Linked DNA regions of Homo sapiens: region 2 is linked to region 1. Evidence: read pairs that join two places in POLR2A ChIA-PET (ENCODE). Cell type or tissue: endothelial cell of umbilical vein. All regions are shown on one strand. Each heading gives the region's core, and the rest is flanking DNA. Links, peaks and the distances in the headings are about the cores only.

Region 1 (10,389 bases), core at 788-8,787:
TAGCTTTATGGTTTTTTTTGTAGATATTTTGTAGATGTTAAGAAAGTTCCCTTCTATTCCTAGTTTGATGAGAATTTTTATCATAAATGGCTACTGCATTTCAATGGATATTGAATGCTTTTCAATGTCAGTTGGTATAATAATGTGATTTATCATCTTTAGTCTATTAATATGGTAGATAACATTAATTGATTTTCAAATATTAAACCAGGCTTGTCATCCCCTAAGTAAATCCCACTTGGTGATACTGTGTTATTCTTTTTTGTATTGCTGGATTTTATTTACTAATATTTTGTTGAGGATTTTTGCATCTTCGTTAATGAGGGATAGTGAACTTGGGCTTTTTTCTTCCCTTCTTTTACTGTCTTTAATTTAGTATCGGGGTAATATAAGTCTCATAAAATGAGTAGAGAAGTGATCTTCTTCTTGTATCTTCTGAAAGAGATTGTGTAGAATTGATGTTACTTCCTCTTTCAATGTTAGATAGAATTTGCCAGTGAAACCATCTGGGCCTGGAGTTTACCTTTTCAGAGGTATAAAATTATTATTTCACATTTCTTTAATAAGTATAGAACTGTTATAGTTATTTGTTTCTTCTTGGGTGGATTTTAGTAGTTTGTAGATTTGATCTATTTCTTCTGAGCTATCAAATGTGCGCATAGAGTTGTTCATAGTATTATCTTATTCTTCTTTTAATGTTGATGTGGTCTGTAGTTATAGCCCCTCTTTCATTCCTAATGTCAGTGACTTGTATCTTCTCCTTTTTTTCTTTGTTAGTCTGGCTAAAGGTTTATTAATTTTATTAAGATTTGTAAAGCATCAGTTTTTGGTTTCATTGACTTTTCTCCATGGTTTTTCTGATCTTTGTCTTCTGATTATTCTGAATTTATTATGCTCTCTTTTTTGTTGTTCTTAAGGTAAAAGGTTAGATTGCTGATTTGAGATCTTTACTAAATTTTTTTTTTTTTTTTTTTTTTTGAGAAAGGGTTTCACTCTGTCACCCAGGCTGGAGTGCAGTGACATGATCATGGCTCACTGCAGCCTCAACCTTTTGAGTTCAAGCAATCCTCCCACCTCAGCTTCCTGAGTAGCTGGGACCGCAGGTGCACATCACCATGCCTAGCTTATTTATTTATTTTTTTGAGACAGAGTCTCGCTCTGTTGCCCAGGCTGGAGTACAGGGGGGTGGTCTTGGGTCACTGCAACCTCTGCCTCATGGGTTCAAGCGATTCTCCTGCCTCAGCCTCCCAAGTAGCTGGGATTACAGGCACCTGCCACCATGCCCAGCTAGTTTTTCTATTTTTAGTAGACACGGGGTTTCACCATGTTGGCCAGGCTGGTCTCAAACTCCTGACCTCAAGTGATCTGCCCATCTTAGCCTCCCAAAGTACTGGGATTACAGGTGTGAACCACCATGGCTGGCTAATTTTTTAATTTTTTGTAGACCTCGGTCTCACTATGTTGCCCAGGCTGATCTTGAACTTCTGGCCTCAAGCGATCATCCTGCCTTGGCCTCCCAAAGTGCTGAGATTACAGGTGTGAGCCACCATGCCTGGCCTCCACAAATTTCTGATGGCAATTTCAGGGAAAAAGGACTTAAATCTAGTGATTGTTGTTACATCTTAATAAGGTTTAAAATACAAAAAAAAAAAAATCTTAATGAGGCTTAATATTTATACAGGTAAGGATGTACATATTATCTAGACAAAATGCCATTTATATATAGAGAAAATATTATTTCCAAAAAATTATTGGGACTTAAGTAATTATTGATTACTTTAGGTATCAAACACTCAGACTTTTAATCCCATCCCCCTACTCCCACCCAACCCTGCCAAAAAAAAAAAGTGGAAGGAAGGAAGAAAGGGAGGAAGAAAAGAAAAATGTAGTACATGTTTCTAGCTATTAGCATCACAGCCAGTAACTCCATCTACTGGAAGGCTTAAGAGGAAGAGGCAACTCTGGAGTCAGGCAGAACTTGGTCTGAATTCTGGCTGAGCTGCTTCAGCTGTGTGGCCATGATCAAGTCATTTAATCTGTGTCCTTCAATCAGCTCATCTGTAAAATGGGGTAATAATAATCATAATAAAGGCCCGGCGTGGTGGCTCATGCCTGTAATCCCAGCACTTTGGTAGGCTGCGGTAGGCAGATCTCTTGAGGTCAGGAGTTTGAGACCAGCTTGGCCAACATGGAGAAACCCTGTCTCTACTAAAACTACAAAAATTAGCTGGGTATGGTAGCGCACGCCTGTAGTTCCAGGTACTTGGGAGGCTGAGGCAGGAGAATCGCTTGAACCCAGCGGGTGGAGGTTGCAGTGAGCCGAGATCATGCCGCTGCACTCCAGCCAGGGCAACAGAGTAAGACTCCATCTCAAAAAAAAGAATCATCATCATAATAAAAATATCTGATGCTAGGTTTTCTTATTTGTAAAGTGGATTGCCTATATTCACTTTGCAGAGTGACTGTGAAAATTAAATGGGAATATTCATGTGAAGAACCATATTGCATAGCTCATGGTGGACACTTAGTCCATTTGGGCTTCTATAACAAAAATGCCACAGACTGGGCAGCTTATATACAACAGAAATTTATTTCTCACAATTCTGGAGGCTGTGAAATCCAAGATTAAAGCATAGGCAGAAGAAGTGAGTCTAATGGGGTGTAGAGTGTTGAGAGCCACCAGGAGCTGCCTTGTGCTGTGGACTGATGTTCCAACAGGAGTCAGAACAGTCAAAATGACCATGAAAGGTATCCAAAGACTAACTTTGGAGGGGGTTTTATTCCTATGGGGCTCAGTGAAATGGAGATAGCAAGTCACCCTTTGTCAGAATGTGAGTTGAGTTCCATATTGAGAAAATTGAGCAGTTCCCAGCTCTCTGCTGGGAGGAACAAGGCCCAGGTTGATGCTCTGTGCTGGGTTTGGTAATGGGAGATTTATGCCATTCGTGTGATGTGTGATAAGATGCAGGAGGTGAAAGCGGCTATGAACACTGATTAACTCAAAAGTTGACCACCAGCACACACAGCCATTGTTTCCAGCAGCACTCTTTAGTGATGGGCTTTGTCTGGCTGGCTTCACAAAAGACAAATGCCATTACAGGAGACCAAATAACCTTATTTAGGCAGTTGTCAGATAATAGAGACGCTCCAGGTATTAGCCTGACTGCATTAGCTTGATTTGTTACTACTGTTCACCTTGTCTTGAGCATTAATGGAGACAAAAGGCCTAGAATTACCAGGAACAGAGATAAGCTGTGGATTAGAGCCTACGTGTTTTGAGGGAAAGATAATTCTATCTCGGGTTTTCCTTTCCATTTTCATTTTGCTTGATTTTTCCCGAGTCCAATTTTCCCCCTGAATATCATTATATTCTCTCCAAATTTCTAGCAATTGTAATTCCAAAAATGTTACTGATTCATTATTTCTTTTAACAAGATCAGCCTTTATCTTTAGATTTTTAAAAAAGATTTTAGGGGAAATACACTAGCAATCTTTTCTATTACCCTGCTTCTTGAGTATTCTTATATATTATGAACTTGCTTCACAAAAGTTATAATAGAACTTATATTGTTATTAGTATCAAAAAATATAAAAAAATAGGCATATTACATTTATAGTTATTTATTTAATATTATAAATTCTTGTTTTAATTTTTCTGACTTATAAATGTTTCAGTTATAAATATATCATTTCTATTATAAATGATTTCAGTTATACATATGTAGCTTCAGTTATAAATATATAAGTTCAGTTGTAAACACAATTTATTTCAATTATAAATAAAATTGAATTTTAGGGCCACATAAATCAGTTATATAAAATTGTCATTGGAAAATACTGAGACAATGATGGTCTAGGGTTATGATGTTTCTCTCCTCACCAGACTTTTTAGAGGTATGCCAGTTTTTATAATTAAAAAAAAACTTAAGTGCATTCTTAGTTGTCAATCGATATCTGTGATGGTGTTTCATTTTTTTCTAGATTCTATCATTTTGCACAGAATCTTTACATTCCTCAGAGATTTGGGAATTAGGTTTAATTGTAGAAATTCTAGATAAACTATGATTACTCTGAAAAATCTCAATTTATGAAAAGCACTACTTCAAAAATACTTTAATATTAATATTAATAATGTGGAATATTTTCTTATTGTGTATAAGACTTGAAATCTTATCCTAAACCAAGCAGACGTTCAGGAGACAGAGCTATAATTCTGACATGGCAGGATGTCAGAGAGACGCAAAACTGAATATCAAGTGTGATCACATTTTAAAAAATAACAGCAAAAACAACAAATATGTGTGTGTGTACATATATAAAGATGTTTTTGTGATACACAAAAAGATCTTAAAGATGTTTAATGATGGTTATCTCTGAAGGATGAGATTCAAGGGGGATTTTACTCTATTTCTATACTGCTTATATTGTTTGCAGAATACAGAATGACAATAAATTTGGAATTAAAATAAAAGCTTACCCATCATGTGACACATTCCCCTCCAACCCACTCCTCCAGAGCCTACTCCTGGTAACTTCCAGTCTTTCAATTTAACATAATTTCATAATAACCTAATGGAGAACAAAGAAAACTCTTTGTGGATAAATTTGAACTAATACATTTCATAAATAGTGCTTCCAATTTTTATATGAATGGAAGCAGCTCTTTATATTGGAAAAAGTGGCTCAGTCTTTTTTGGAAAACATGTAATGCCTATGTTCTTCCTAACTACCCTGTTGCCCTTCTTTTCCTCCTCCCTCTCCATCTCAGCAACAGTGGAATAGAATAAGCACGCTTATTGTTGACCAATTGTTGGGACACATAGCTCTCAACCTCAAATGTGCTCTCAGTAAATAATTTTAAAAAGCTCTAAAATCTGAGTCATGCTGCGTTTCCTTAGAAATAATATGCAAACTCCCTCTAGTCTTTTATATATAAAAAATAGTGATTATAGATTCAATAATTCAATGAGAACCTTCCACCTTGATCATCACTGGGACATCAGAAAGGACAGAGGACAGAAAGAAAAGAGAAGCAAGGGAGAATTCAATTCAAATGGACAAAGCTGAAATTTGGCTTCCAGTGGACAAAGTCAGAGTCTTAAGCTGACATTTCAAAAAAAAAAAAAAAAAAAAAAAACCACCCACTGAAGTCTTCCATTAACTGGAAAACAAATGCCCAGATTTCCAGCCGAGAGGGCTCCCTTCTTGTTATATATCTTATCCTATTCTCATCTTTTTTTTTTTTTTTTTTTTTTTTGAGACGGAGTCTCGCTCTGTCGCCCAGGCTGGAGTGCAGTGGCGCGATCTCGGCTCACGGCAAGCTCCGCCTCCCGGGTTCACGTCATTCTCCTTCCTCAGCCTCCGGAGTAGCTGCGACTACAGGCGCCCGCCACCGCGCCCAGCTAATTTTTTGTATTTTTTTAGTAGAGACGGGGTTTCACCGTGTTCTCGATCTCCTGACCTCGTGATACGCCCGCCTCGGCCTCCCAAAGTGTTGGGATTACAGGCGTGAGCCACCGCGCCCAGCCCCCCATCTTTAATTGGCAGGTAAAATGGGAAAATGGGAAATGAAAACACATAGTTTTTGTTACTTAGAAAGCACCTTGATTATTTCCAGTGACTATGTCAGAGCACTTACAAAAGGTGGGTCAGTTATCCTACCTTCTCAGTCAACTTAATATTGCAGTTGATTAGAAATCATTTAAACTGGAAATAGATATAAGCTACATGATCACTATCACTAATGAATGAAAGTAAAGTACAAAATTAAACTAGAAAACTATTTAAAATTTTGCATTTATTTGCTGCTTACTTCTTTTGTGCAATTCAATACCAATGGTATAAATATGATAGCTGATGCTTGTATATTTCTACTTTGGCATAATGACTTTGCTTGGAAAAAAAACTTGAAACTAACATACTGTAAGAATTTGTTCTGATAAATGGTGAGAAATTCTCACTGCTTTATGCTATAAATCAAGAGAAGTTGAAGATTCATGAATAAATCATAATTTATAATATAGTGAAGCATAATTATGTTTCAAAATGTGCATGGAAGAAACTAATGAAAACAACTCACACTTTTGTTCTTCAGATTATTTTACTTGAAATACTTTATAATTAGAATCCAGCTTGTGGAATCACTTAGTCATGAGTCTATTGATTTTAACAAACTAATTTATTAGATTAATTTGGCTTACTTAAAAAATAGCAATCTTTTCTGAAAATGTTTATTAAAATATATATAAAAGGTCTTTACTATAACTAAAAGTGCCCAAATATGTACCATGCTATAATAGTATTTACAATATATTTTCAGAAAAAATGACAATATTCAGATTAAATGCAGGAAAGAAAACATCACATTTTAACACTTAATATTTCCACTGATTCTTCATGCTCTGCAATTAGAAGATAATTTCACTTGTTTAGTTTTCTATCTATTCCAGCAGATTTGTGTTGAAATTTTTTTTCGCCATTAGAAACTGTGATTCTCTATGGGACCTTTTCAGTTTTGCACGCCGATTTTGAAACCAAATCTAAAGTTAAGGAAAAATAAAATAGGTCTCAGAAACATTATTTTATTATTCTTAACATTTCAACATCATGAATAACAACTAAATTTGAAAATTACCTGGATTCTGTCTTCCTCTAGATTCAATTTTTGAGCTAAGTCTTCTCTAATATCGATACCAGGATAGCAGTTTACTCTAAAGACATTTTCTAACACTTCAATCTAAGAAAAAAAAATGTTGATATTCAGTATGTCTCCAAAAATGAGCTTTAATTTCTAGAGTAAAATGACTACATTTAAATCTTGGCAATTAATCTGGATGCCTTTTTAAAAATGATTACCTGGAAATTGTTAAAATATGGTAGTCTACTGTTTCATTAATAAGGCTTCTAAACTGAGATACCAAAGTGAGTGGGCTTTTGCTCAACTTGGTGTCAATTAAAGCCTTTATATTATCATTATTGGGTGAAAAAACTTCCCACCTGGTTTTGAGTAAAAGCAGTTCTTGGTCTTCGGCCTCTATACCAACTCAACTCTCTTTTCAAAGACAGTCTTTCTGAGGCTGAAAAGTAATTTTCATATTTCGAAGCTCTTTCTTCTGGCATTGGGTGATCCACCACGCTAGGGAATGAAATCCCACTGGGAGGATTTGGGACATGTAGACATAAGTTACCATCTTTCCCTAAAAACAAAAAAATAAGCCCTGTCTTAGATGGTCAATCTTATGTTCCACAAAGTTCTATAGAGGTAGTTTCAGGAACTCATCTTTCATTTCCTAGTGGAATTCTGGGGTTCACAAGAGAATTGCACCCCGTTAACCAAAAACCAATAAAAAATGAAGATCCTGTCTTGGTAATCCTGCCTCTTTGGTCTCTGAATGTCGTTTATTTTTCAGTGAAAAGAGATTTCAAATATCTGATGTGTCAAACAGGGAGAGATCTTCTGAAGTAAATGCAGGTTCTTGGGATTTCCTGTGAGTGAATTTATCCACTTTGCTCAATCCAAAGCTGATATTCTTTTAATTTCCCATAGGACTCAGTTGGAGGCATTAAAAGTCCTAGACTCTGGCTGGGCGTGGTGGGTCATGCCTGTAATCCTAACACTTTGGGAGGCTGAGGCAGGCGGATCACCTGAGGTCAGGAGTTCGAGACTAGCCTGACCAACAGGGTGAAACCCCCCTCTACTAAAAAATACAAAAATTAGCAGGCCATGGTGGTGCATGCCTGTAATCCCAGCTACTTGGCAGGCTGAGGCAGGAGAATCGTTTGAACCCAGGAGGCGGAGGCTGCAGTGAGCCAAGATTATGCCATTGCACTCCAGTCTTGGCAACAAGACCAACACTCTGTCTCAGAAAAAAAAAAAAAATAATAAATAATAATAATAAATTAAATTAAAGTCCTAAACTCTAGCTCTATGTAGTATGAAATAAAGGGCAAATTAAACACTGTAAATGAAATAACAAAGAATTGAAACAATTAAGCTGTGGCATACCTGATGAGCTGCAGGTGTCTGCCCAGGGCCTGTGGGGTTTCATTAATGGAACACAGTCTTTCTTCTGGTCCAGTCCTAAGATTCTCTCAATTGAAAAGGAGCAAGTTGAGGGTTTGTTTTCCCCGAGCTGAGCGCCTTCCTGAAGGCTGGGAGACATCCTCTCGTGGTCTGCACAGAGCAACAGCTCTGGCCTCTGCTGGCTCTGCCCCACGTGTATAGGGCTGGGATCTTCCTGCAGTTCACCTTATAGCTCCGCTGACAAGGGGGCTGGATTTAGAACGTCACTAATTAAAATCCTGTCTTAGAAAGTTTTAGCATGTCAATGAACACTTGCCCAGCCAGCAGCTTAAGGAGTTAATTGTTTATTTGTTTGCAAGTAATTAGCAACTAATGGCTACACCAGGGGGGCCACCTACAGGGACAAAAAGTGTTATCTCTCCTAAGCAGAACACAGACTTAACTTTCTCTAAAGAAGTGATGCACAAATGTGGCACTTATCTTTTATTTGAAATCATTAATGTATAAAATCAAGCTTTTTATTCTGAAGTTTATACTTTCATGGGCTCCAGTTACCTAAACATACAGGCAAGATACGAGAGCAGTCGAGTAATAAATAATCTAATTTAAGTAAATTTTCTTCCAAGGAAATGGGAAAAAATAATAATCTCTTAATGCTATTACAGTAATTCTGATGAAAATGCCTGTTTTTCATATGCATATGTAATAGGGAATGTTGTCAATGAAAACACAATAGTATTTGGAGTGCAGCATAGTGGAAAAGGTTGGCAATGTTATTAACATGGAGTGTAATTGTCTTCCAAGTGCCTGGATTAATTCATAGGAACAGTTGCACCAAGTATTTTAAATAATTAATGGGCTAATTCCTTTCCTTCCTCTTTTCTTTTAAATGAGAGAGATACATGTTTATATGAAGGTTCATATGTAATCACCTTCAAGCAACTTAGAAGCATGACTACTTAAAGTGAATAATTTCTCTATCACAGTTATTTCAAAGAAAAGAACATAGTTTGCTTTCTAAAGAAAAATTTCCGTCTGTTGATCTTTTGAGGGATGGGCAGAGGATGGAGTCTTTCAAGATGGTAAGGCTTATGAAAATAACCAAGAACAGAATGTTTTAATTTCATAATCCTAAGAAAACTTGAAATTAAAATTAAAGTATAACTGCTGATTGGGAAGATTTTGAACTGGCTGTTCCCCCCGCAAAGGTATACTTGTAGTTTTTATACTCTGCTCCTCCTCTTCTTCCAGTACCTTCCTGAAGATAAATTTAAGTGCTTAGCTTTATTCATTATTTAAACAACTGCTGTTCTTTCCTTCAGGGAAGGGAAAAACAGTCTCCACTCATAGAGGAAATAGCCTCTATAGGATGGAGCTCATCTTCATCAGCTTTTATCCTATTATGATCTCACAAATATTGAGCTAAATTCCTCCTGATGAAAGCTCTCGGGTAAATAAAGGATCTCACATGCAAAACATCAACAGGCATATGGATTTATAAATGTACGTGTAAAACCATTCTGCGGATGAATAAACCGGTGAACATTTATACCTCATGGAGATTTTGTATATAGTGCTGAGATGTAGATTGTGCAAAGGTGGGGGGTATCTTAATCTGGGACGACTAGGAGGAAGCGAGAGAATACAGGACCTTTTCAGCTTTCTTTCTCTCCTTTGAGACATTCATTATTTCCTTCCACAATTGGTTGAGCACCTTCTCAGAACCAGAAAAAAACAAAATACTATCCTTGCCTTCATAGAGCTCACAGTGGTGCAGGGTGGGGGGCAGGAAACAAATAATAATTATAGGTAAATTATCTAGTATGTTAGCCAGGGTAAGAATGAGAAAAGGAAACAGGTGAGCCAGGTAAGATGAATTAGTGCAGGAAGTGGAGGGGTAGATGTCAGTGTAGGCCTCACTGAGCCCCTGAGCCCCGCAGATGAGTGCCTAAGAGGCACAAGGCAGAAGGATGCCACAGCGCATGCCAGAGCAACTCCAGTTTTCAACTTCTTCTTTATTAACAAAGATGTTCCAATATTTTTATTCAGCTTAAATTGATTTTCCTTGGATTTACATATCTATATCTATCTATCTATATCTATCTATCTATCTATCTATCTATCTATCTATCTATCTATCTATCTATCTATTTTTTTGAGACAGAGTCTTGCTCTGTCGCCCAGGCTGGAGTGCAGTGGTGTGATCTCGGCTCACGGCAAGCTCCGCCTCCCGGGTTCACGCCATTCTCCTGCCTCAGCCTCCTGAGTAGCTGGGACTACAGGCGCCCGCCACCACGCCTGGCTAATTTTTTTGTATTTTTAGTAGAGACGAAGTTTCACCGTGTTAGCCAGGATGGTCTCGATAT
Region 2 (10,389 bases), core at 830-8,829, 61 kb before region 1:
CCAGCTGGTTCTCTCTGTCCTCCAGGAGTGAATATTCTCCCATTCATTCTGACTAGAATGTTCTAAGCTAAAGCCAGAGTGACCCTTCTAATAAGTATCTGCCTCTCTCTGCAAGGTCTGGCCTTTCCCAGAAGCTTTCTGGGGGAGAGGGAAGTAGTCAGCCCAGAGGTGAAGCCACAGTCACCAAGCTCTGACGGGCAGATGGGAGGAGAAACAGGAGTAAAGCCTCCTGTTTCACGGCCCTGCCCGGCCCAGGGGTGACACTCACGGTGTTACCTCCTGATCAAACCATTTCCATCTAGTCTCTTAGATAGCAAGTCCTGAAACATCCCCCTGAGATGCAGTCAGGGTTTCTGAATGCCTTTGAGTGTGTGTGTTGTCAGTATGTGTGCCCAGCCACAAAGCCAACAACAACAACAAAAAAGCACCAGGAAGTCAGCAGTGCCGGCTCCAGGTGTTAACACTTAGCGCATCCTGCCCAGCCCCCACCAGCTTGAGGCCAGCCGCCTGGGAGCCGGACACAGCAATTAGACCCTTCCCAGGCCAGGCGCCTTTGTCCCCTCGCTAACATCATTAGTGTCTGACTTCCTGTGCACAACGGGGCCTCCCGGGGGGCAATCACCGGCTGACCGGGGCAAGGCATTAGACTTCCTTTGTCAAAGACCCTTAAATGTTAACAAGCATGTGAACAAGCTTCCCCTCCCCCACCCCCTCCTACCTCAGCTGTTCCTCCAGCCCACCACTCTCAACTGTCTTGATTCTCCCCAAGCTGTGGGAATCCCAGTTACTTGGGAGAAATATCAAGTCTCAATGTTGGGCGAGCAGCACTGCCTTTCTACAGAAAGAGCCTCCAAACCTGATTTCCTAGAACCTTTCAGTATAAGCATGCAACTCACACTCGCTGAGTGCCCACTGGTTACAAAATACCACCGTCCTGCCTTAAGAAGGGTGAAACAAAGAAAGGTGAAAGTATTCAGCCAACAGGAGTCCCAGGCTGTGCCACACCCAGCCCAATGCCCATCAACCACAGGTGCACTCTGTTCATGTGTTCATGGACTGAAGTACAAAGTTTGGCCTCAAGATGCAAGGACTTTGAAGGTTTGAGTGATATCCTGAGGCCTTCAGAAAAACACTGGTGAGATCTGAAAACGGGGTGAGTGTGAGTTGCTATACAGCTGCAATCCTACCGTCATCCCTCTCTTGGCAATACTATCACCACCAAGGCCAAAATCACTTTGCTCTCATTTACCCCTCATTACCAAGACTCACAGCTTTTTATTTGGGGGAGAACTGTGGTGCATGTGTGCACACACATTGGCACATGGTATTTTCAGGAGGCTTCTGGACCCCTGAAGCCCCCAGACCTCTCACCTGCCTTATAGTCCAGCTCCACTCAATAGCTTGATAGCTTAAAGCTACGTCTGTTGAATAATAGAGAGTGGTTTTACTTCGGTGATTAAAAACAAAATTCAGGCCAGCCATGGTGGCTCACACCTGTAATCCCAGCATTTTGGGAGGCGGAGGCCAGCGGATTGCTTGAGCTCAGGAGTTTAAGACCAGCCTGGGCAAAACGGTGAAACCCATTCTACAAAAAGTACAAAAATATTAGCCAGACATGGTGGTACACACCTGTGGTCCCAGCTACTTGGGAGGCTGAGGCAGGGGGATCGCTTGAGCCAAGGAGGTTGTGACCGTAGTGAGCCGAGATCACACCACCACACTCCAGACTGGGTGACAGAGCAAGACACTGTAAAAGAAGGGGCGGGCGCAGCGGCTCACATTTGTAATCCCAGCATTTTGGGAGGCCGAAGTTGGGGGATCACAAGGTCAGGAGTTCGAGACCAGCCTGGTCAACATGGCTAATAATACAAAAAAAAATTTAGCCAGGCGTGGTGGCACCTGCCTGTAATCCCAGCTACTCGGGAGGCTGAGGCAGGAGAATCGCTGGAACCCAGGAGGCAGAGGTTGCAGTGAGCCGAGATCGCACCACTGCACTCTAGCCTGGGCGACAGAGTAAGACTCTGTCTCAAAAACAACAACAACAACAAAAACAAACAAAAAATTCTAATGGGGGAGGGAAGTGGTTGATGTAAAATCTCCATTTTAAATATAATTATTGGATTAATGCCATCCAACTGTAATCCTTTATAGGCAGTATTTGTTACAACTCAGTAACTAAACACTTTGTCCAAGATGCTGGGACTCATGAACTTTACAAAGTAGAAACATGAAAGGCAACAACTTACACTGTTGAGCACATAAACCCATCAAGACAGAGGTATCTAGCACCTTTCGGATCACAGGTGACAACAGTTATGTCTGCAGCCAAGTCAGTTGCACTGAATCAAGATAAAAAGTGAACTAGGATGTGGCTAATTCTTATTCTTTTTTTTTCATCACTGAGTGTGGAGGAAAATACTCATAGTGTCCACTAGATGAAGAAAACAGCTGATTTTCCCACTCCTGCTCAACTGCCTTTGCAGAGTATGGTATTTGCGGTCAACACACAAAACTGAGTTGGGTTTGGGATATATTTTATAGTATCTGTGCATGAGCCACTATGAAGGATAATCTAAAATTCCAACTTTCCAAAATGAATAATCTATGTCTCTGACTCCTACTCCAGCCACAGCAAAACTCATTCAGCTTCAAAATTAAGATGTTGGTATAAAGCAAAGGACACCATCGCTTACATGATGCCAAGTCCCCCACAAGTTTATTTTGATGAATGTTACAAGTTTCAAAGCGTAAAAAATTTCACTGTCAGTTCTGACTTTTACCTTTTGCCAAACTAATTTTAAAATAGCAGGCAATCGGAAGGATATATTCAAACACTAATGATCCCTGTAACTTTACATCGTCCTACTATTTGGATGGAAGCCAGCAGTCTGTTCTTAAACTATAAGCAATAAATCTAGAAGACTCTCTTTCCTAATTTCCCAAAGATACCACATGGAATTTCCATTAAAGCACACACACACACATGCAAACACACATACACACAATGACATACCAATTAAATCATTGTATGACATTTAGGCCAGGAAATAATTATGCTTGCCAAGGAGTATTCAGCTTTGTTTTAATTTCCTTGAACCACTAAAATGTCATTCGGAGAAGGCAAAGAATGATGTAAAAATGAAGTACTGATGTCTTGGTCAATTTTAGATTTTGATAAATGTCTTTTTTGTGGGTGAAGAAGGCAGTGGGGTGTTCCCAGGAATTAAGGTCTCCCTGCACTCCCTCTCCAAGGATTTCTGGCAAGGAGTGGTATAGAGAGGTCAATTATAAAGCAAATCCATTGTGAGGCAGACGCAGCAGATGGAACAGCAGGTAGGAGCATATTTCCACCCCTGATGAAGTGGGCCTGGTGGTGTGTTCCTAGTCCTCTCCTATAGGGCTGAGGCAAGTAAATGGCACATACAACCTTGTCCCTTCACCTGTCAACAGAAAGAAATCAATGTATCTTGCCACTTCATTAAGGCTTCCCATGGAGAAATGTTTACAAAATCAAAGTAATATGGTGAAATTAAATTAGAAACCTGTAACATTTTGTCATGAAGTTAGCATGAAACAGAAGCTAACCAGAAAAGATTAAAAGCAGTGATTAATTCTTTTTTAAAGGAAAGTCCAAAGGTTCTGGCTAAACTGACTTTAAACTAAGAATCGGGGAGCTCATTGCTTTCGCTGCTGCGGCCACAGCCATGAGTATGCTCAGGTTTCAGATGAGGCTCGCCTTTAGTGTCCTCTGCTGTGGCAAGAAGAAGGTCTGGTTGGACCCCAATAAGACCAATGAAATCGCCAATGCCAACTTCCATCAGCAGATCCAGAAGCTGATCAAAGATGGGCTGATCATCTACAAACCTGTGACTTTCCATTCCCGGGCTTGATGCCGGGAAAACACCTTGGCCCGCTGGAAGGGCAGGCACATGGGCATAAGTAAGCGAAAGGGTACAGCCAATGCCCAAATGCCAGGGAACGTAACTTGGATGAGGAGAATGCGGATTCTGTGCTGGCTGCTGAGAAGATACTGTGAATCTAAGAAGATTGATCACCACACATATCACAGCCTGTACCTGAAGGTGAAGGGGAATGTGTTCAAAAACAAGTGGATTCTCATGGAACACATCCTCAAGCTGAAGGCAGACAAGGCCCACAAGAAGCTGCAGGCTGACCAGGCTAAGGCCCGCAGGTCTAAGACCAAGGAAGCACGCAAGCACCATGAAGACCGCCTACAGGCCAAGGAGGAGATCATCAAGACTTTGTCTAAGGAGGAAGAGACCGAGAAGTGAAAGCTCCCCCTTTGTCTGTACATACTGGCCTCAGCGATTACGTAGATCAACCACTAAAATAAAACAAGCCTTTACCTGCCATAAATAAATAAATAAGCTAAGAATGGGGGCTAGGTGTGGTGGCTCAATCCTGCAATCCCAGCACTTTGAGGCAGGGGGATTATTGAGCCCCAGAGTTTCAGACCAGCCTGGACAACATGGTGAAACCCCATCTCTACCAACAAAAACACAAAAATTGGCCAGGTATGGTGGCATGCACCTGTAGTCCCAGCTACTTGGGAGGTTGATATGGAAGGATGGCTTGAGCCCAGGAGATGGAAGTAGCAGTGAGCCATGATCACTCCACTACCCTCCAGCCTGGGCAACAGAGCAAGACCTTGTCTCAAAACAAACAAAAACAAACAAACAAACAAAAAACACACAAAAAAAACAAAGAATGGGGAGCTGGGTCAGTGTGAGGCCAAGCTGTCAGGTGAGCAGCACTGCTTCTAGGGACACAGATTCAAGCATTTCCTGGAGCACTGAGGAGGTGAAGCCCCAAAGGCACAGCAGGTTCAGAGCAAGGTGGGCAGGAGGCTGGGAGGAGGCAGAAGGCCAGGCCAGGATGTGCCACTTCCTGCCTGCCACTTCCCCAACTGCCTGCGAAGTGGTGGGATGCTCAATGATTCTCAGAGATTCCCTAAGAGTGGGTTTTCAAGTTTCTAGAACTGTAGGCTTTTCTTTTGAAGACAGCTTTATTATTTTTGTAAAGATAACAAGTTCAAGGTAAAATAAAATTAAGTACAAAGAAGAATATGAAACTTCTCCCATTCCATCATTTTGAAGAAGACTCTTCCAGACGGTCTTTACTGCCTGCATCACATGGACTGTGACTTGACATAAATTAGATCCTAATATATATAACATTTGCTCTCATAAATCTCCACCAGCTATCAGTTAATGCAGTTCCTTCTGGGTGAAATATGTAAGATCTATGGAGGAAATAACAAAAAGAGCCTAATAAAGTGAGTTAGGACCACTGGGCAAAATTCTTTCTAAGGGTCTTATCAACTGTCATCAACCATCATTTTCTACAAAGGGAAAACACCATTAGTAGGAAGTAGTATAGCAGGCCCCGTCACCTGCTCCAGAGCCGGCTGTGTACATGGAAAAGGCAAGAGGACACGGTGACAAGGCTACTTGCACAGTATACACACGTTGATACGCTGGTAGGTTGCCTATTGATGTGGGTATCCTAAACGCTGTTCTGCAGGGTAACCAAATTACTATAATTTATCCTGTATGTTTCTTTAAAATTACATAAATGTAGGGGATTTTATGATTAGATGACTGGTCTCCAGTGAATAACAGAACTGTGTAAAATTAAAAGGGAAACTGGCAAATCCAGGAAGCAGATAACAATGTCTTCCTCTCTCCAGCACAACAATCACATTACAGCCGTGTGGAAACCTAAGACCTCCAACTCTTTCCAGAGAGTCAGGGTGGCTTGATTTTACAGATCAAGCTAAGGAGATAAAAACCACTCACTGGTAAAAAACGGTAAATTCCATTTTGTGATTAGAATCACAACACATATGTAGCCCAGGTGTGGAAGAAGAAAGAATGAGCTCTGCCTCAAAAACAGCCTGGCCAGGGATGGTGGCTCCCACCTGTAATCCCAGCATTTTGGGAGGCCAAGGCAGCAGGAATGCTCGAGACCAGGAATTCAAGACCAGCCTGGACTCCATCTCATAGACCCCATCTGTATGAAAAATAAGAATAATTAGCTGGGTGTGGTGGCATACGCCTGTAGTCCCAGCTGCTGAGGAGGATCTCTTGAGCCCAGGAGGTTGAGGATGCAGTGATTGCACCACTGCACTCCAGCCTGGGAAACAGAGCAAAGCTCTGTCTACCCCTCCCCCGCCCCCAACCCCCACTCAAAAAAAAAAAAAAAAAAAAAAACTTAGCTGATCTAAAAGCAATATTTAACTTGCTTTTAGGATTCTCTCCTTCTCATTTATCCATGAAAAACCTCTGCAAATGCCCCAGGATTTATCAACCAGATGTCTCAAGAGCTTGAAATATGCTTTTGCACTTGGGAAAGCCATTTTGAGTGAGAATAAGGCTAAACTAGACCCCTGCCTCTAGGTGTTTACAATTAGTTTTGGAAAACAAAGCTAAAAGACACGAAACTACAGTAGATAAGGTTACACTGCCTAGAATGAATGGGCTAAGTTATGCCACTGAGCTCTATGTGTAATAAGATTTCAGACAAGGGGTAATTGAACAGAGGAAGGCTAGCCAGAGAAGTGTCTTCAGAGGAGGCATGTCAAGCTTTGGGGTTGCGGAGGGGAAGGAAGTTTATTTCAAGCAAACACAGACCCAGGAGCTTGTGCTACCAACTGTACCACCCAGTGCCCAACACATGGTAAGCATTCAGGAAATGGTTGCTATTTCTCAGGGATGACACAGAGTCTTCCTGGTCATCCAGAATAAACACTTCCCACATCCCTGGAAGTGACCAACACACCCTCATTGCTTCTGTGTTAGACACCCCCAACTGGCCTGAAAAGATGGGCACCATAGGGCTGAAATAGCCAAGTGGGTTCAGCTTTGCATGTGGTACATCTTGGAGACAGGCAAGATCCAAATACAGTGGTCCTTACAGATGTGAGCACAAGCCTAGATTTGGCAGACAGAAGCACAGGGAAAAGGTCTCTGATACAGGCCAAGGTGGCAATGGGGTAGGTGGGGAGATGAGGAAGGAAGAAAGAGGCAATGAAACAGCAGCTTCAAAGGATGAATCCAAAGGACCCAAGAATTGAACAGATGGGATGAGTCAAACCCCAGGGCCTGGAGAGCAGAAGTGACACTTATAAAACAGAAGACTGGAGCTGGGGTCTCAAAACACATATCCATTTCAAGATGGAAATTGATTCCCTGCCCCTAATACAGATGGAAGGTATTTAAGAAGGAGGAAGGTGAGTCCTGGTCACCAGCCGCTTCCAATTTTCACTTCTCTTCCCTCCATGACAAAAAACTTTTGGTATTAGGTTAGTGCCACAGAGGCCTAAGTTGGGAGTCTCTAATCTTCCCCTGTTGCTCTTACACACCTTGACTTTCCTGTCTGTACTCAGAGTAAACCAGTGTCATGCTTCCAAACAGAGCTCATTAAATACTAAAGAGATAAGAAGACTCAAAGCAAAGGCCCTTTGTTAGCTTTTACCAAATCTTCATCAACTTCCCTACAGATCAAGACCACTAAAAACAATCTTTAAAAATTTGACATTGGCACAAAAGGACAGAAAGGACAATACTGTATGACTACATTTATATGCGGTATTTAGAGCAGTCAAATTCATAGAGACATGAATAGAGATAGCCAGGGGCTGCGGGGAGAGGAGAATGGGGAGTTATTGTTTAATGGTTATGGAATTTCCATTTAGGAAGGTGAAAAAGTTCTACAGGTGGATGGTGGTGATGGTTGCAAAACATTGTGAATTTACTTAAAAATCTTTGAACTGTACATTTAAAATGGTTAAAATGGTAAATTTTATGTTATGTGTATTTCAACACAATAAAGAAAAAAGTAAAAACAAAACAAACAAACAAAAAACATTAAAGGAAACTGAACCAGGAAAGGAATGATAACAACAAAACAGTGTTAGGGCCACATATGCAGGAAGAACTAGAGACTAGAGGGTGGAAGACTGGAGCGAGGTAGACCAGATAGCCAGCAACTGCAGCAGTCCACATATAACATGACAGGGACAGCAATGTACTGATGAGGATCAAAGGACAGGTCTGAGAGGCATTTTTAAGGAAAAAATAGCAGGACTTGGTGACAAATACAATACCGAGGTGATGATGAAATATTCAAAGGTGACCTGCAGGCTCTTATTTGGGGAAGTCGGAAGATAGTGATTTTAAGGCAATAACGAGAATACTGGGGGCCAGGTGCGGTGGCTCACACCTGTAATCCCAGCACTTTGGGATGCCAAGGCAGGCAGATCACCTGAGGTTGGGAGCTCGAGACCAGCCTGACCAACATGAAGAAACCCCATCTCTACTAAAAAAATACAAAAAATTAGCTGGGCATGGTGGTGCATGCCTGTAATCCCAGCTACTCAGGAGGCTGAGGCAGGAGAATAGCTTCAACCCGGGAGGCAGAGGTTGCAGTGAGCTGAGATTGCACCATTGCACTCCAGCCTGGGCAACAGGAGCAAAACTCCATCTCAAAAAAAAAAAAAAAAAAAAAAAGAGAACACTGGGGAAAGAGGGTCTTTTTTTAAAAAGTAGGCTGCAGAAAAACAGTGAAAGTGAGGTGCCTACTATCTTTTTACAATATCATATATTTTGGGGGGAGGGGAGAAATGCAGGATTAAAAGGCAGGACGTCATGTATGACGGCATGCCACAGAAACTTAAGGACAGATAGGCTAATTCATAAGAGGTATACAAAATTAACAGAAAGTGTAAAAAAATAACAAAAAGCCAGGAATTGGGCTTTGTGAGACTACCCATAGTTAGGGCACGCATGGAGGAAAAAGATTGAAAAAGTGAGTTTGGCAAAGTAGGAGAATGAAATACAGTCAAAATAAAGAATATTAAACAGGCTACGGGTAAAAGAATGTCAAGATGGATGTTTTCAACATGAAAACCATCTTTTTAAATGCTTTTTAAACTTTTTCCTTTGTTTAAATTTTTTATTTTGAATTTTTGTGTAATTTTGAACTGAATGTGAATTTGAGTGTGAATATTATATATACAAATATGTGTATATTATTTATGGGGTACATGCAATGAAAATTTCCTTTTTTTTTTTTTTTTGAGACGGGGTCTTGCTCTGTCTCCCAGGCTGTAGTGCAGTGGCATGATCTCAGCTCAATGCAGCCTCTGCCTCCTGGTTCCAGTGATTCTCCTGCCTCAGCCTCCTGGGTAGCTGGGAGTACAGGCACGTGCCACCACGCCAGGCTAATTTTTGTATTTTTAGTAGAGACAGGGTTTCACCATGTTGGCCAGGCTGGCCTTGAACTCCTGACCTCAGGTGATCCGCCCACCTCAGCCTTCCTCCAAAAGTGCTAGGATTACAGGTGTGAGCCACCTCGCCTGGCTGAAAACCTTTTTGATTACACAAATCTCTGAGCAAATAATTATACTGCTAGATCATTTAAAATAGCTCCTCTATATTAATTCCTAAGTTTTCTGCTGTTATTCAAACTCAACTCCTGGTTTTACAGGAAAAATAGAAAACATATTATTAGGACCATTTGAATCAAATGTTTTCATATGTTTAAAACTTAAAAAAAAAAATCTGGCCCTGGAAAAAAGTACTGAAAAGACTGCTAGTTCACTGTCAGGCTTCTGCATAAAGATACCGAGCCGGGCACCTTAGAGGCAAGGCTGTGCTCAGAGCTCACAATTCTGCCAGACAGCCCTCTAATCTCCCACATTATGGAGAAGAACACAGAGAACCCATGTCTTGATGTTCCCCAAGATCTGCTCAGCACTTTACAGTTTGAACCACTGTTAAAATATACCTTTTTGCAGTTTTTGAAACAATGCTACATGGAAAATGTAGAGACTACCCACACTGAACTACGAGCTCTAAATCAGGTCATTTTTTTTAACCAGATACTCCTAACCAACTGGTCTACGAGCTAGCATTTAGAATAACTGACAATTTCCCAGAACTCAAAGAGAAATAAAAGTTCAAAAGATTGGCTAGAATGGTATCAGTAGGACTCAAAGTTATCGAATTAGATTTCAATTCAGGCAAACCATTTTTGTTAAAAGCTCACAAAAATGGTGAATGTTTGCATGATGGCACTAATACAAGTATTAATTTTCAGACCATCCTGTTTTGGGCATTATTCAACATTTGCTGCCATTTGACAGATGTACATCCATAGCCCCGAAAGGCTTAGTGGGTCAGTTTTGGCATCATGGCTAACAACTTTCTTTCTCAAAAGTAGTGTAGAAAAGCTGAGGTGTGGTCATCTCTGAAATTTGATTGATCTCTGAGATGAGGTCTACTCTGGGAATATTACACCTCTAGAATTTATTTCCAGACACCCAGAACAGGTCTAGGGAAAGTAATATTCTAGGAAACAGTAACT

What was found. ChIA-PET counts read pairs that join two places held together with the same protein. Peaks named below come from ENCODE experiments on the same cell type or tissue, not always from the same donor. Only the 100,000 strongest peaks of a DNase experiment are listed, where the experiment ranks them.
Region 2: POLR2A ChIA-PET joins it to region 1 with 12 read pairs; 4 of 35 experiments call an interaction of 5 or more read pairs at or near these places.

Annotation. Positions count from the first base shown.
Region 1 is chr3:57,191,757-57,202,145 of GRCh38, forward strand. HESX1 (HESX homeobox 1) reads right to left here and starts at 8,222. Exons shown (of 4, transcript NM_003865.3): 1 at 8,006-8,222; 2 at 6,997-7,196; 3 at 6,635-6,736; 4 at 6,082-6,539. The coding sequence starts at 8,162. The coding sequence ends at 6,441. RefSeq lists an enhancer at 7,915-8,512. In endothelial cell of umbilical vein, for the core only: no CTCF peak of the experiment used is centred there; DNase peaks (open chromatin) are centred at 5,075 and 5,595; H3K4me3 peaks cover 702 bases; H3K27ac peaks cover 614 bases.
Region 2 is chr3:57,130,432-57,140,820 of GRCh38, forward strand. The region is part of intron 1 of IL17RD (interleukin 17 receptor D); the gene reads right to left. It also overlaps the pseudogene RPL19P2. Among named protein-coding and RNA genes, the nearest start is that of IL17RD, 30 kb to the right of the region's middle. RefSeq lists enhancers at 1-642, 643-1,469. In endothelial cell of umbilical vein, for the core only: no CTCF peak of the experiment used is centred there; a DNase peak (open chromatin) is centred at 5,700; H3K27me3 peaks cover 783 bases.